Linked DNA regions of Homo sapiens: all the other regions are linked to region 1. The links are chromatin contacts, found by Hi-C or POLR2A ChIA-PET in ENCODE. All regions are on one chromosome and are shown on one strand. Each heading gives the region's core, a stretch centred on a gene start or an enhancer-like site at or near the end of the contact. The rest is flanking DNA. Distances are from core to core; before and after follow the strand shown.

The links. A loop is a pair of places that touch in the nucleus more often than their neighbours do. ChIA-PET counts read pairs that join two places held with the same protein, here RNA polymerase II (POLR2A). Pooled maps may share reads with other maps.
Region 2: a pooled map shows a loop between it and region 1 (9-fold over the local background). The contact joins the promoter of ACTN1-DT here to the promoter of PALS1 in region 1. A Hi-C loop is called at or near these places in 6 of 50 pooled maps. POLR2A ChIA-PET finds 5 or more read pairs at or near these places in 2 of 52 experiments (PC-9 and Panc1).
Region 3: a loop to region 1 is called in a pooled map, with 14 times the contacts of the local background. The contact joins the promoter of ZFP36L1 here to the promoter of PALS1 in region 1. A Hi-C loop is called at or near these places in 7 of 50 pooled maps. POLR2A ChIA-PET finds 5 or more read pairs at or near these places in 2 of 52 experiments (Caco-2 and MCF 10A).
Region 4: POLR2A ChIA-PET joins it to region 1 with 17 read pairs in PC-9. The contact joins the enhancer-like site here to the promoter of PALS1 in region 1. POLR2A ChIA-PET finds 5 or more read pairs at or near these places in 3 of 52 experiments (HEK293T, PC-9 and activated naive CD4-positive, alpha-beta T cell).
Region 5: a loop to region 1 is called in a map of CD8-positive, alpha-beta T cell, with 8 times the contacts of the local background. The contact joins the enhancer-like site here to the promoter of PALS1 in region 1. A Hi-C loop is called at or near these places in 2 of 168 maps with a recorded cell type or tissue (CD8-positive, alpha-beta T cell and naive thymus-derived CD4-positive, alpha-beta T cell) and 5 of 50 pooled maps.

The regions. Positions count from the first base shown.
Region 1 is chr14:67,240,180-67,242,691 of GRCh38, forward strand. PALS1 (protein associated with LIN7 1, MAGUK p55 family member) reads left to right here and starts at 1,256. Exons shown (of 15, transcript NM_022474.4): 1 at 1,256-1,354. LOC124903330 (a long non-coding RNA gene) reads right to left here and starts at 1,230. Exons shown (of 2, transcript XR_007064217.1): 1 at 1-1,230. It also overlaps a transcript of GPHN not described here. RefSeq lists an enhancer at 608-887 and a silencer at 868-1,837.
Region 2 is chr14:68,978,426-68,980,937 of GRCh38, forward strand. It overlaps ACTN1-DT (ACTN1 divergent transcript), which reads left to right and starts at 1,257. Exons shown (of 4, transcript NR_073422.1): 1 at 1,257-1,359; 2 at 1,503-1,762. ACTN1 (actinin alpha 1) reads right to left here and starts at 877. Exons shown (of 22, transcript NM_001130004.2): 1 at 527-877. The coding sequence starts at 631. RefSeq lists enhancers at 1-744, 745-1,743 and a silencer at 885-934.
Region 3 is chr14:68,791,813-68,794,324 of GRCh38, forward strand. ZFP36L1 (ZFP36 ring finger protein like 1) reads right to left here and starts at 1,255. Exons shown (of 2, transcript NM_004926.4): 1 at 1,070-1,255. The coding sequence starts at 1,126. RefSeq lists silencers at 1,413-1,482, 1,503-1,702.
Region 4 is chr14:68,756,639-68,759,150 of GRCh38, forward strand. No RefSeq gene overlaps it. Among named protein-coding and RNA genes, the nearest start is that of ZFP36L1, 35 kb to the right of the region's middle. Within about 2 kb of position 1,258, at least 6 of the 41 ENCODE cell types and tissues checked have a DNase peak (open chromatin) inside an H3K27ac peak, as active enhancers do.
Region 5 is chr14:65,846,421-65,848,932 of GRCh38, forward strand. No RefSeq gene overlaps it. Among named protein-coding and RNA genes, the nearest start is that of LINC02290, 260 kb to the right of the region's middle. Within about 2 kb of position 1,256, at least 5 of the 41 ENCODE cell types and tissues checked have a DNase peak (open chromatin) inside an H3K27ac peak, as active enhancers do; they include CD8-positive, alpha-beta T cell, where a contact is called at or near this core.

The DNA of each region.
Region 1 (2,512 bases), core at 6-2,505:
AAGGATAACAAATCTGGGAAGGGTAGGCATCCCCAAAGATCTTCACCACCAGGAACAACGGTTTGCTTCGTTCAGGCCATCACAGTGTCCTTAGTGAGGGACACCACAACCCATAGGCTGTCCAGAGGAGCGTAATGGGGAAGAATGTGAAAGAGCTTGAAAATCAGGACCTGAGGACATTGCGAGATGGAAAAACACCGTGGGACAAAATGAGGAAAACCGAGAGAAATGGAAATGGCATATACGAAGGCTTTGAGGGAGGACTGTGCCCCTGGGGGAAACTGTGCCCCCGGGCTGGAGTCACAGGCATAGTTTGGCCTCATAGAAGGAGAGGTCGATTAACAAACCTTGCAAGTGTTCAAATGTGGAATGGGCTTGCTCGGAAGGTACTGTCAAGACAGAGACCATCCGAGGGCTTTTATTGCAAGTGTCGAGACACATTGCTGGTGTTTCTCCTTAGAACGTCCTCCAATCTGCTCTGACTTCCGCCCGCACCCGCCTGAGTCCTGCCCCATTCCAAGGGTGGCACATCCAGGTCCCGAGGGCGCCAGCCATGCCCGGAGCACGGGCTGATCTGCGTAACTCTGTCCCTTCGGGAGACTTCTGGGAAATAGTTCTAGTCCTTGCTATCCTTGCTTTCTGGTTTTCAGAAATCAGTGCAGCTGCTGGCTTTATGCAGTCTTCTGCGGGACACTGCACACATCCAGGTGTTTATGTCATTTTTTAAAAAAAACAAATGTTAGATTGGGTGACTAACTTGACAGGACATGAGGAATCTCTTCAAGAGGAATCAGATTTTCTTCAGGATACGTCATCCAGAGACAAGAGCCAAGGGATGTAGAAACCCAGGGAAGCCTCGCGTCCCCACAAAGCCCGCCGGCCAAATCCCGAAGGGGCTCTACCGGGCCAGCTAGCCCGGAGCAGTCCGCGTTTTAGACTTAGAGGCGCGCGACTGCGCGCACCCGGCTGGAGCTGCGGAGAGGACCAATGAGCGGGCGCTCTCTCCGCTCCGGCTCGGGATTGGGCAAGCCGCGCCAGCCTCTCACGGGCGGGGTGGGACTCGGATCCGCGCGCCCACTGCGCCAGAGTCCCGGGGGCGCGTGCGCGGTCTCGCGGCGGCCGCAGGGGCCGGTCTCGCGCGGTCTAGAAGTGGAGTTGCTGGCGGCTGCGGCGGTGACGGCGGCGACGGAGGAGGCAGGCGGTGGGGCGGGGGCGGGGACTAAGGATTCTGAGGTGGGGAGTCGGGAGTTTCTGGATTCTTTATCCGGAATTTCAAGGGCCGCCGGAGGGCTGTCGCTTCTGCAGTGCGTAGGAGCGGCCGGGGCGGGAGGCTCCGCGGAGCCGAGGCGTGGAGGTAAGAGGCGGATCGGCGGCGGCTGGGCTGTAGAGATCTTAATCAACAGGTCCCTGGGAGCGCGGCGGGGGAGGGGCGGGCGGCCGGGCTCCCCTTCCCCCACACGCTGCGCAAACTCCGGCCAGCGGGAGACCCCTGGCAGCCAGGCGGGCTTCCTCAGGCGCGCGAGCTGCGGCCGTGGAGGGTGTGAGCCCAACCTTTGTCCCTCGGAGCAACGCTGCCTGCGCGGTGCCCGCTCCTTCTGCTTGGCTGGGCATGCACCTTGGCGCGGGCCACAGCCAGCCGAGCCCGAGGTGCAGGGGGCGCGGCGGGGAGTCGTCTGCCCCCTGCGCCCTCTCTCCGAGGTCGCGACGCGCGGGACTCTCCCGGCCGGGTCTGGGAAATCGGCGAGGGAACGCTTTCCTTTAGAAGTCAGAATGTAGTCAGCGTTCCTCTGCCTGACTCAGCTGCTGGTATTCTGCTGCTCATTGCGTTCTTAAACACGCAAACAGTTCCTGCTTCCTTGTGACCACTTTAAAAGAAAAGCCTAGTTTTGTTCATGGTTTCTGATACTTTAAGGTTGCACGTTGAACTTTGAAGCATGTAAATTGTTATAACCTACGTTTAATGAAGTTTGCTTTAAACGATCTTTGTAGTAAATTATGTAACTTTCTAATGATCATAACTCACCTTCTGTTGATTGACATACAGTAATGTGTACGGAATGTAGGTTTCGGTCAAAAGGTTTTTCTTGGCAGTTTATGCTAAAATTAAAATCTGATGGCTAGGAAGTTTTTAGATGTAGTATGGAGTGTGTGTTTTGTCTCCATACTCGTTTAGAATAGTAAGAATTTAGATTTGGAAAGTCAGTTGAACAAAAATTTTGAAATTTTGATTTGACTGACGCAGTGAAAGGTGTTAATATTTCTGATTTTTTAAAAAAGCAATATCATGTTTTAATGATAGTTTACTAATTATGCTTTTGGATTATACCAGAAGTTAATAACCTGTTAAATTATGCAATAGGAACAAATGACGTGTTGGTTATTGGTGTCTTTGAAGTATTGGTGGTAATGAAACTTATTAAATAAGCTTCCTTGAATTAAGAACTACGATTTTTTTTTTTTACTAGATCCCTGTGGACATAGCTATTGTGGATAGGTTTTATAGGCTTTCTAT
Region 2 (2,512 bases), core at 7-2,506, 1.7 Mb after region 1:
ATCTCTCCGGCGCTCTCCCCTCCGCCTAAGGGGCAGCAGGGTCCCGGGAGGCCCGCCGCTCAGGTTGAACCCAGGGCGGCCCAGGAAGCGGCGCTGCCACCGCACGCCATATGGAGAGGTGGCCAGGGGCGGAAGAAAAGGGAAAATCGATCCGGAGCAAGCAGCCCCGAGCCGGGGTCTCAGCCCCAGCCTGAAGACCACCGCCCCCGAGCACAGCCCACGCGGGGATGGTTGCAACAGCCGCAGGGTGGCCTGGACCACGGACCCCCAAGGAGACCTGCCCGCCAGCGGCGCCACCTCCCCGCGCTCCGGCCCGGCGTTCCCGGGCTCCGGGGCAGGGGCGCTCCCGCTTCCGCCAGGCGCCTGTAACCCAACACCCCACCTCGCAACGGCCGCACCGCCCCCGCCCCCTCCCGTGCGCGCCCGGAACCGGTTCAGAGCCCGGAGCCGAGAGCCCGGCAGGCAGAGCGGGTCGGGGCTGGGGGCTGGGGGCTGGGGGCTGCAGCGGGCGGGGGCGGCTGCTAACCTTTCTCTGCTGCTTCTCCCAGGCCGGGTCCAGGAGCAGGTCCCGGTCCCAGTCCTCTTCTGGCTGCATGTAATCGTTGGTTTGCTGAGAATCATAATGGTCCATGATGGTGCGCGCGTGCTAGGGTCTGGATTTCTTCCTCCACCTTCTCTCTGAGCAACGGCTGCTGCCCTGGCGTGGGGAGGGAGTAGGGCTGGGCTGGGCTGGGCTGGCGGGGCCGGGCTCGCTCCCCTGCGCCCGGTTCCGCCGCGGCGCTGCTGGCGAAGGCTGCTACTGGCGGCGACAGCGGCGGCTGGGCTCGCGGACTGCCTGCCTCTGGGCGGGCGCTTGGACCTAATCTCCACGCACACTGAACTAGGCGGACACACTAGCGCTGCGGGAGCCGAGGCGGGCGGGGGCGGGGGGAAGGGGCAGAGCCCTCCCGAGGCTCTCCATTGGCCAGGCCGAGTTGCCCAAACTTCCCCCCATCGCCTCTCATTGGGAATTCCTGGCATCCGTCAGCCGGGCTGCGGCGCATATAGGTGGACTGGGCGGCCCCCTCCCGGCGCGCACACCCCCGCCCACTCCCGCGGTGCCCGTTCCCCCGCGGCTCATGTGACGCCAGCTTAAGCTGAACGGGACCGAAGCCGGGAGACGCCTCCCCGAGCTCGGGGACTGAGTGGCAGCGCGCTTGGGAACCCCAGGAGCCGCCGGGATTGGACCCGTTCCCCGCCACCGTTATTGCGCTCCCACGCGCGCTCCAAACCCCGGGGTGGGAGGGGGCTGGAGAAAGGACGCGAGGAAACCCGAAGAACATTCATTTTCTCTTTCCCAGGGAACCTGGGTCTGGGCAGGTCGGCACCCTAGGAAAGGGGGCGGAGTGGGGCAATGGAAAGGAATTTCTTGGGAATTTCACGACTCCACCGCCGCCCCCCCCGGCCCCGCCCCACCCCACCCCACCCTACAAGGCGCGACCCGGCTGATCCCTGCCCTGCAGGAACCCGGTTTCTCGCCAGCGAACTGCTCTCAGAGGCTACCGAGCGTTCCCGCCTCGCCGCAGGAACTCTTCTAGCTCGCCCTCGGGCTCTGGGGACCGCTCCACAGCGGGGCCTCCCGGAATTCCCTGCCGGTCTCCGCGGGCACACTTGGCTGGCTGCTGCGACCAAAACTACCTTCGCGTGGCAGGGTCCTCCCTCCTCCTCACAGACACCCCGACATCACCCTCAAAACTGGAAGGGACAACCCCGAGTGATCTAGGTAAATCTACTCCGTACCCCCCTCCCACATACACACGCCTGACAGATGGGGAAACTGAGGCTCAAAGAGCCGAGCGCGGAAAGAGCTTCTGGACTTCACAGGCCAATCCGGTAACCTTATGCCTGACAAACAAAACCTTATTGTCATTGGAGGAGGATGGAGGGCGGGAGTGACTAAATAGCTCTAACTTCTGCTTGCCACCTGCCAGGACTCCTTTCCCTGGGCTTAGTAAGAGGAGAGTCTAAACGCGCTAATGCCCGGGAAGGAGCAGGCCTCGCGTTCTGGCAGGCTCCTCTATGGGATCCCGGTTCCGAAGAACAGTAGCAAATAAACCTCTCCTAGGTTATGCACTGTCTTGTGAACAACAGATGTGCCAGTCTTCCACCCCAGCACCCAGCACATAGTAGAGCTTAATTTATGGATTTGAGGCTGGCCACGGTGGCGGTGGCTCACACCTGTAATCCCAGCACTTTGAGAGGCTGAGGCGGGCAGATCGCTTGAGCCCAGGAGTTGGAGACCAGCCTGGCCAACGTGGCAAAACCCCGTCCTTACTAAAAATACAAAAATCAGCCGGGCATGGTGGTACACGCCTGTAGTCCCAGCTACTTGGGAAGCTGAGGCGGGAGACTCCCTTGAGCCTGGGAGGTCGAGGTTGCAGTGAGGTGCATTTTCACCATTGCACTCCGGCCTGGGTGACAAAACAAGACTGTCTCAAAATATATACATACATATATGCATTTGGCCCTTTAT
Region 3 (2,512 bases), core at 5-2,504, 1.6 Mb after region 1:
TACTCTTCAGCTCCTCGGCGTCCCTGCACCCCAACCCTGCAGCCCTGGGGCGTTGGCAGCTGCACCAACAGGAGCAGCAAGCTGGGAAAACAGAGCAACATGACCCGACGTGTTAAGAGAAGGCAAAACACTTCAGCAATTAAAAAGTAGCCCAGCAGCTTCACCCTTTCAAATTGGGAGGGGGAGGTTGGAAAGAAATTTAACAACATCCATAGACTTTTGCTATGTACATTTAAACCGCAGTCCTGGAACATTCCGAGTTTAAAACTTGCTTTTTCAACACTGGCTGACAAGCAACATGTTTTAAGGAGCCCCCCATTAAATCCTTACTCGCGGGACTCTCGAGTTCAAGCCAGCATTTTGTCGCCACCTCCCCCCCCAACCCCGCCCGCAATCGATGAGCCGCAATGCCTCGGCAACACAGGTAAGCGGGTCAACCTGAATGCCTCTTTCACCCCAAAGTTTGCTGCACGATCGGCTATCGCGGGAAGAAGCCCAACGGAGCTAGGGCGGACTCAAGCCCCACTGCAAACTTGTTCTGCAACATCTTTTTGAATCACAACTTGGCCTTTCTTCCTCGCATATCCCCAGCTCCCCCCAAAGAGTGGAGGAAAACATTGTCCCGAGACTCACTTCCCCGAGGGACCTCCCACTCCCAACCCCACGGGTGGGTAATGCCGCTGGACAGACCTAGGGCGCAGACTGGGAACCCGATCAGACCAGCAAACCTGGGATCCAGCAGCACGTTACGTAAAACAGGATCGCCCAAAACTTGTCCCAATCCCAGCCCTCCCCCCGAAGCCCCCGGGCTGCCCTGCCAGGCAAACTTCGCCCCTCAAAACCCTGGCCTCCAGATTCACATGTAATCCCCGCCAGCAACTGTTGAAACTCAAAGGGTGGGAAGGACGGGGCCAAATTCCTTCAAACTTGGGAGAAATGCCGGAGGAGAAAAGAATCATCTCGCTGCACCACTTTCCCCATTGCCTTCCAAGACCCAAACTTTTGGGGGTTCTTTCTTAAGGCAAAAGAAAAAGACTTTTTGAAAAGCAAATGCTCCGCCCCCCTTTACCTTGCATAAAACTTCGCTCAAGTCGAAGATGGTGGCAGACACGAGGGTGGTGGTCATCCTGTGCGTTCGCGCGAGCCAGGGGCGAGGATCTGGTGTGTCGCGAAGGTCCCGGTGCGGGGAAGGCGCAGCCTCTCCTGTCTGGAGTCCCACACGCCAGTTCCCGGCGCCCCTCGCCTTTCTGACTCCGGGCTGGGGCGCGCAAAGCCCAATTTATAAAGTTCAGATTTGGTGGGCCGGGGGGAGGAGGAGCTTTAAACTTATTTAAATGAGGAAGAGGAGGAAAAAGAAGTTGATTGACACTGGAGTTGAATCAGCCATGCGGTCAGGCGGGGAGGGGGGGCAGGGGGAGGAGAAGAAACTTTCAAAAGGAAGAAGGGGGAGGGGAGACGAGAAAAGAAGGCGGAAAAAAAAAACCCCACTGTGAGCCGCGCACAACTTTTTTTTTTTTTTCTTTAAGAGGAAAAGTTTCAAGTCGGCTGACTTCCCTACCCGGCGCTTCAGGCGCCCCCTCTCCGGGGCCGCGCGGGCGCAGAGCGGGAGGGGCGCGCCCCCTCCTTTGTCAGCCTCAGAGCGCGGCTGTGACGTCACTCATTCCACTCCCTCCGGGGTTCTTGTTGTCATGTTGTTGTTTTTTGTTGGGCAGGAAGGCGGGCTCGACTTTCTCTTTTTGCCAGCGGGAGCTGAAGCCCGTCCTTAGCGCCCGGGCCGCGGTTTCCATCTTGAGCTGGCGGTCTCCTTGAAACTTCCCCAAGTGTCTGCACAACTTACCTTTTCCCGACTTCTCTTCGACACTCGGCTCCCTTCGGCAAACCGGGCAGGCCGAGGACATTAGAAATTTGGGACGCACAGAATGTTCAAGCCTAGGATTTTATGTTGCTGTTTTTTTTCCAGCGGGGCGTAGGGTGGGGCGCGCTGCTGGGGGGACTAGGGAAACTTTTTCCCCAGGAGGACATGGTCTGGCGGGGGCGAGCGCGGCACAATTTAGTGCGCCGCACGCGTCGACACTCGCGCTCGCTTTGCAGCCGGCGCTCTCCGGGTGTGGGCGGGTGGGGGGCGCCGCAAAAAAAGACCACAACCCGGGACGATTGTTTGTTTTACCAGGCCTAGGCGTGCCGTTTCTTTTCACGCATCCAATCTTTAAACTTTTTAGTCAAGAAAACCCTAATCCTTCCTGAATGCCCCTTCCTCCCAGAAAAAGCCCACCGAGCAACTCACTACTTTCCACGCGCGCTCCGAATTCTGGGCGGCGCCACAACCCTCCCTCCTCCTCCATCCTCCCCACACACACCTCAAGACTCTAGAACAATGAAAAAAGGTTACTTTGGTAAGAATGAAGGTAAAGAGGTGGAGGGAGGCGGCACTTTTAACTTATTGTTGCTTCTCTCTCGCCCCCACCGGAGTGGAACATATGGCTTGTCACGCTGCGCCGTTTTGGCGGGAGGT
Region 4 (2,512 bases), core at 8-2,507, 1.5 Mb after region 1:
TTACCTAAGCTCCCCAAGGCAGTGTTCAGGATGGAGAAGATCCTAGTGGTGACCAGTCCCTGCCCCTTGACAGAGGTGTAGATGGCTCTTCACAGCACCCCCTTTCATTCACCTGGCCATGCAGATGCACGCGGGGACCTCAGCCATCGCATCATTCCATTCTCACCACCCTCCTCCAGGAGAGTTGGTTATGATCCCCATCTCCCACAGGGGTAACCACAGCTGAGAGGTCAAATGACACATCAAGATCAGTGGGCTCAGAAGCAGAAGGCCAAAAGCCCATTGTCTGCGGCCTTCCCCTTTACCTGGGGATGACTGGTTAGGAAATTTGTCCCAGGTGACGAAACAGCCAGCTTCAGGAAAACAGAATTCTCCATGCCTAGCCTTGGGCTCTGACCACAAAACCCACTCTGGCTCCTCACACCTATCTATAAAGGCCTCTGAGCTCTGGGCCTGAAGGAGCTCACCTCACCTGCTTGTGGGCTTCGGTGGAAGGACGGTGGATCCTTCTAGGAAGCTGCTTCTACTCTGCAACTTCTATTCCCTTAATCCAAATAAGAATGCTGTTGCCCAGGCTGGACAGCCCTGGACTAATGTCATCAGCCATGCCATTGAGTCTGTGCTTGGGGGACCTGCAGCCCACGCTATTTTCAGTTCATGCATTTCAAGATTAGGACAGCTTGTTGGGATGTTCTCTGTCCACATGTCTTAAACTCACATCCTAGCTTCTCTCCCTTCTATTTCACTTACTGAGCATTTTCTACGCACCAAATGTTCTACTAGGACCATCCATTAACATTTTAGATTATGTTTTCTTCTTGTAACAACCCTACAAGGCACGTATTATTCTTTTACAGTGCTGGTTTTACAGATGGGGAAACAAAGGCATAGAGAGCTTTCATTCCTCCTAAGGATTACGTGGCTGGCATGCAGCAGAAGTGCAATCCGCCTTCAGACTCTGAGTTTAAGGCTCTAGTCTCCAGCTGATAGGAGGCACCTTTCCTAAGCTCTGTAGCTCTTACCCTCCCACTGCAGAGGGTGCTGAACTCTTGGGGCTAATGGCCCCCACAGTCACATTTTTTCAACGGGTAATGGCCTGTACAGCTGGTGACAGCATGCGTCATTTCCCAAGAATACTCAGGGGCCTAGATGCAGAAACTGACACCCCCACCTCTACCCTGGCTACTGGGCAAGGGGCATCAGCTGACTCTGAGGGCTCAGAGCACCAGGCTTCTTGAGATTGTTCTAAAAAAAGAAAAAAAAAAAAAGGAAGTTCATTTGGCTTCCTGCTCAGTCTAGGACTGGCTAACCACGTCCCGCCTGGGATCAGCATGGTGGCCAGGACTTCATGAGTAATAAATAACACCACCAGGCTCTTCTTGAACCTAGATCCCCATAACCAACAACAGCAGCTGGTGTTTTCTGAGGGCCTCCCTAAAGACCCACAGCTCTGTGATAGACAAGACCTCATGTATCCCCATATGTCCTCATGAGCCAGGGGAAGAGGGGTGGCCAAAGGGACTCTCCTCCTTATTTTAAAGATGGAGACACTGGATCACAGAGGGGAGACAGGGCTTGCCAGAAGTGAGTGGCAAGACTGAAACAGGTTGCATTATCTGCCAGGATACCACAAGACCTCTCCACCCCTCTCCCGGGTCCATGAAAGAAAGAATACATTCCTAGGTCTCCCAAAGCAGCTGGACTGGAGCTGGCTCCACAGTAATTGTTTAAAGAAAAAGCAGTGGCCCTGATGGGAAGGAGTCTGATGAACGGGGTGAACACAGTTTGGCCATTATCTGCAGGCCCGCCTCCCTGTGAGCTGCCCTGCACCAAGATAACACAGCAGGCTGCGCTGGACACAACTGGCTGCTGTGGACTCCACCTTTCCTCCATGCTGGGTTCCAAACACAAGATAGCAAAGACACTGTTTGCCTAGAGAGCCTAGTTTTAACCCCAGGCTAGCTATGGCAAGGCCCAGCTGGGGGATTTCTATCCTTCCCTGCCTCAGGTGGGGAAGGTCCACTGAGCAGAGAGCTTGCCAGGTGAGGCTGCCAGGTAAGAAGGCTCATCTCCCTGAGCAGAGGGGTGTAGCTGACTCCAGCCTCCTCAGAGGGTCTCCCCAGGCAGGACCTTGGGCTCGGGCTCTAGGAACCTCTTTGGAGATAGCCCAGATAGATGGGCAAGGTCCTGACAGGTTAGCCAGGGATCTCGATTCCCTCTTCCCTAATCCCAACTCCTAACTTCCAGTCCCTCCCCCTGACCCTTCCCCTCCACTGGCTTCTATCACCCCCAGCTCACCCACAAGGTCTCCTCGTTCAGACCCATGCAGGCCGGCCCTAGGCCTCACTTTCCAACAGTTTCTTCTAGCCCAGGCCTGGTGACTGGCTTCTGCAGAGAATGTTAGGGCTGAAAGGACCCTAAAGAGCCACCCCTCTGCATTTTACACATGAAGAAACCATGACCCAGAGAGACCGCCACAGATCCAGGGCTACCATTTGGTAATGGCAGAGAC
Region 5 (2,512 bases), core at 6-2,505, 1.4 Mb before region 1:
TTTGCAAGTGGAGGTCTCAAAATACACAGGCTAAAAGACTCATCCTCTGAAGTTTAAAAACTAACTGGAAAGCTAAGACATAAACTATAGATAAAAGTTAATTATTAAATAACAATTTAACAGTAAGAGAGAAGAGATATCCTTGGGCAGTACTGATTCATCACTGAATGAGTAGAGCCTGCATTAATTCTATAGGAGTTCACAAGATGGGGAAGTCAGAGCTTATGTGATTCTGATTTGCCACAGAATGGTTTCCTAGCAACCATTACTAGCTGAGAATCAGCTCACTCTGCTGTTTTGAACCAGACCTTGCTCTGTTAGAAAAATGAGTCAAATAAATGCCAGCTTAAGGTAGAATTTCACCACGTAAAACTATATTTGAAATATATGACTTTTGAACAAAGATCTAAAGTAATTTCCTTCGCCAGAACTTAACAAAGGTGGATGTGTGGAAATGGAAGTGGCACCAGATTTAGGGACTTGGACACCTAATTTTTCTCAGGAATGGGGGTGGACAGTGGTGAGTGAAGAGGCAAAAGACAGACTCAAGGAAAGTGTGGGCGGGGAGACAACAGAACCCACATGGGAATTATGGAATTGAATAATTCCCTAGCCACACCTGGCCCAGGAAATTTTGAAGTTCTTACAGGTACAGGGTTGGGAAATTCATCATTTGCACATAATTCCTGGAGACTTGCTTCATATCACCAGCTTCTACTTTGTCCCCAGAGACATTTCTACTTCTACTTTGTCTCCAAGAGACTGTGCATCACGTGTTTCCTGACATAGAAAACACGGCCTTCACCTGATGGTTTCTTTCTAGATCTCTCACCAAGTCTTACCACCTCTGAGGATGACTGAGCGGAAGAGGAAAGACCTTGAGGCTATTGTGGGAAGCAGGCCCAGGGCAGTGCTTGTTTTGAGCTTATCAGTACCTTACCATGCATTTGTTTTCGTTTTTTAACTATTATGAACACTGCTGAAATGAACTCTTTGGGTGAATTTCTCCTGGTGTATGAGAATTTTGTAGACCTTGCCATGGACTTGTGTATGTGCATCTCCAGCACCCAGTAGAACCACACAGAGGAGGCACAATTCATCACTGATGGAAAGAGTTTCCAAAGCAAACTCTTCCAGCTCACACATGACAGAAAGGCATTTCTTGGCCCTTCCGATAGAAATGTAGATTCCCAGAGTTCAGAGTTGAAAGACACTTTACAGTTCAAATACGTAGAATCTAAAGCAACAGACAATTCTGCCTTGTGGTTTAGTTATTACATATCTGTGCCCAACATCTCCTGGAGAGGAAACTGCCTCCTACCTTTCCCCTTTGTACAAAAACAACAATCAGATACTCTCAGAGACATCGAAAAGGCATAGTTTAAAAAAAAAAACCTAGTCAATAATATTGAGAATGAGATGTAAGTTAAGAGATCCTAAAAAAATTTTTTATTATTCTTAAAATCTCGTAAGGTTTTAAGTTTAGTTGAATTAAGATTAATTAGAGTTCTATTAATAATTGGTCACTTGAGCACAATTTTCCAGTACTGTAATTTCTATTACATATTGAATTTCATGGAAAGCCTTTAGATATCAATGTTGTGCCAATACGAGAAATTTACTGATAATTTTTTTTTTTCTTTTTTTTGAGATGGAGTCTCACTGTGTCACCCAGGTGCAATGGCACGGTCTCAGCTCACTGCAACCTCTGCCTCCTGGGTACAAGTGATTCTCCAGGCTCAGCCTCCCGAGTAGGTGGGGCTATAGGTGCATACCACCATGCCTGGCTAATTTTTGTGTTTTTAGTAGAGACAGGGTTTCACTATGTTGGCCAGGCTGGTCTTGAATTCCTGACCTTGTGATCCACCCACTTTGGCCTCCCAAAGTGCTGGGATTACAGGCTTGACAAATGTTTTGTTTCAAATGGTAGACTAAGCCATCCAAGTGCATTTTAGGTGTTCCTTGACATTTTTTTTTTTTTTTGATATATCAATTTTTATGAAAAGTGATTAATTTATTTGAATGTAGTCGTAAGAGTCCAGGTCCCACCAAAGTTGGTGGGTCTCCTGGTTTCTGTCACCTGAATTCAGCCTCTGTTCTGGTGGATACAGTGGTATGTGGGGTCTGGCTCATACAAGCCTGCAAAGGTTTGTTCAATATTCAGGCATTTTGTGAACCAGAATCAGTATTCAAAATTAAATGATATAAACTCACACTTCGGCCGGGCGCGGTGGCTCACGCCTGTAATCCCAGCACTTTGGGAGGCCGAGGCGGGTGGATCATGAGGTCAGGAGATCGAGACCATCCTGGCTAACAAGGTGAAACCCCGTCTCTACTAAAAATACAAAAAATTAGCCGGGCGTGGTGGCGGGTGCCTGTAGTCCCAGCTACTCGGGAGGCTGAGGCAGGAGAATGGCGTGAACCCGGGAAGCGGAGCTTGCAGTGAGCCGAGATTGCGCCACTGCAGTCCGCAGTCCGGCCTGGGCGACAGAGCGAGACTCCGTCTCAAAAA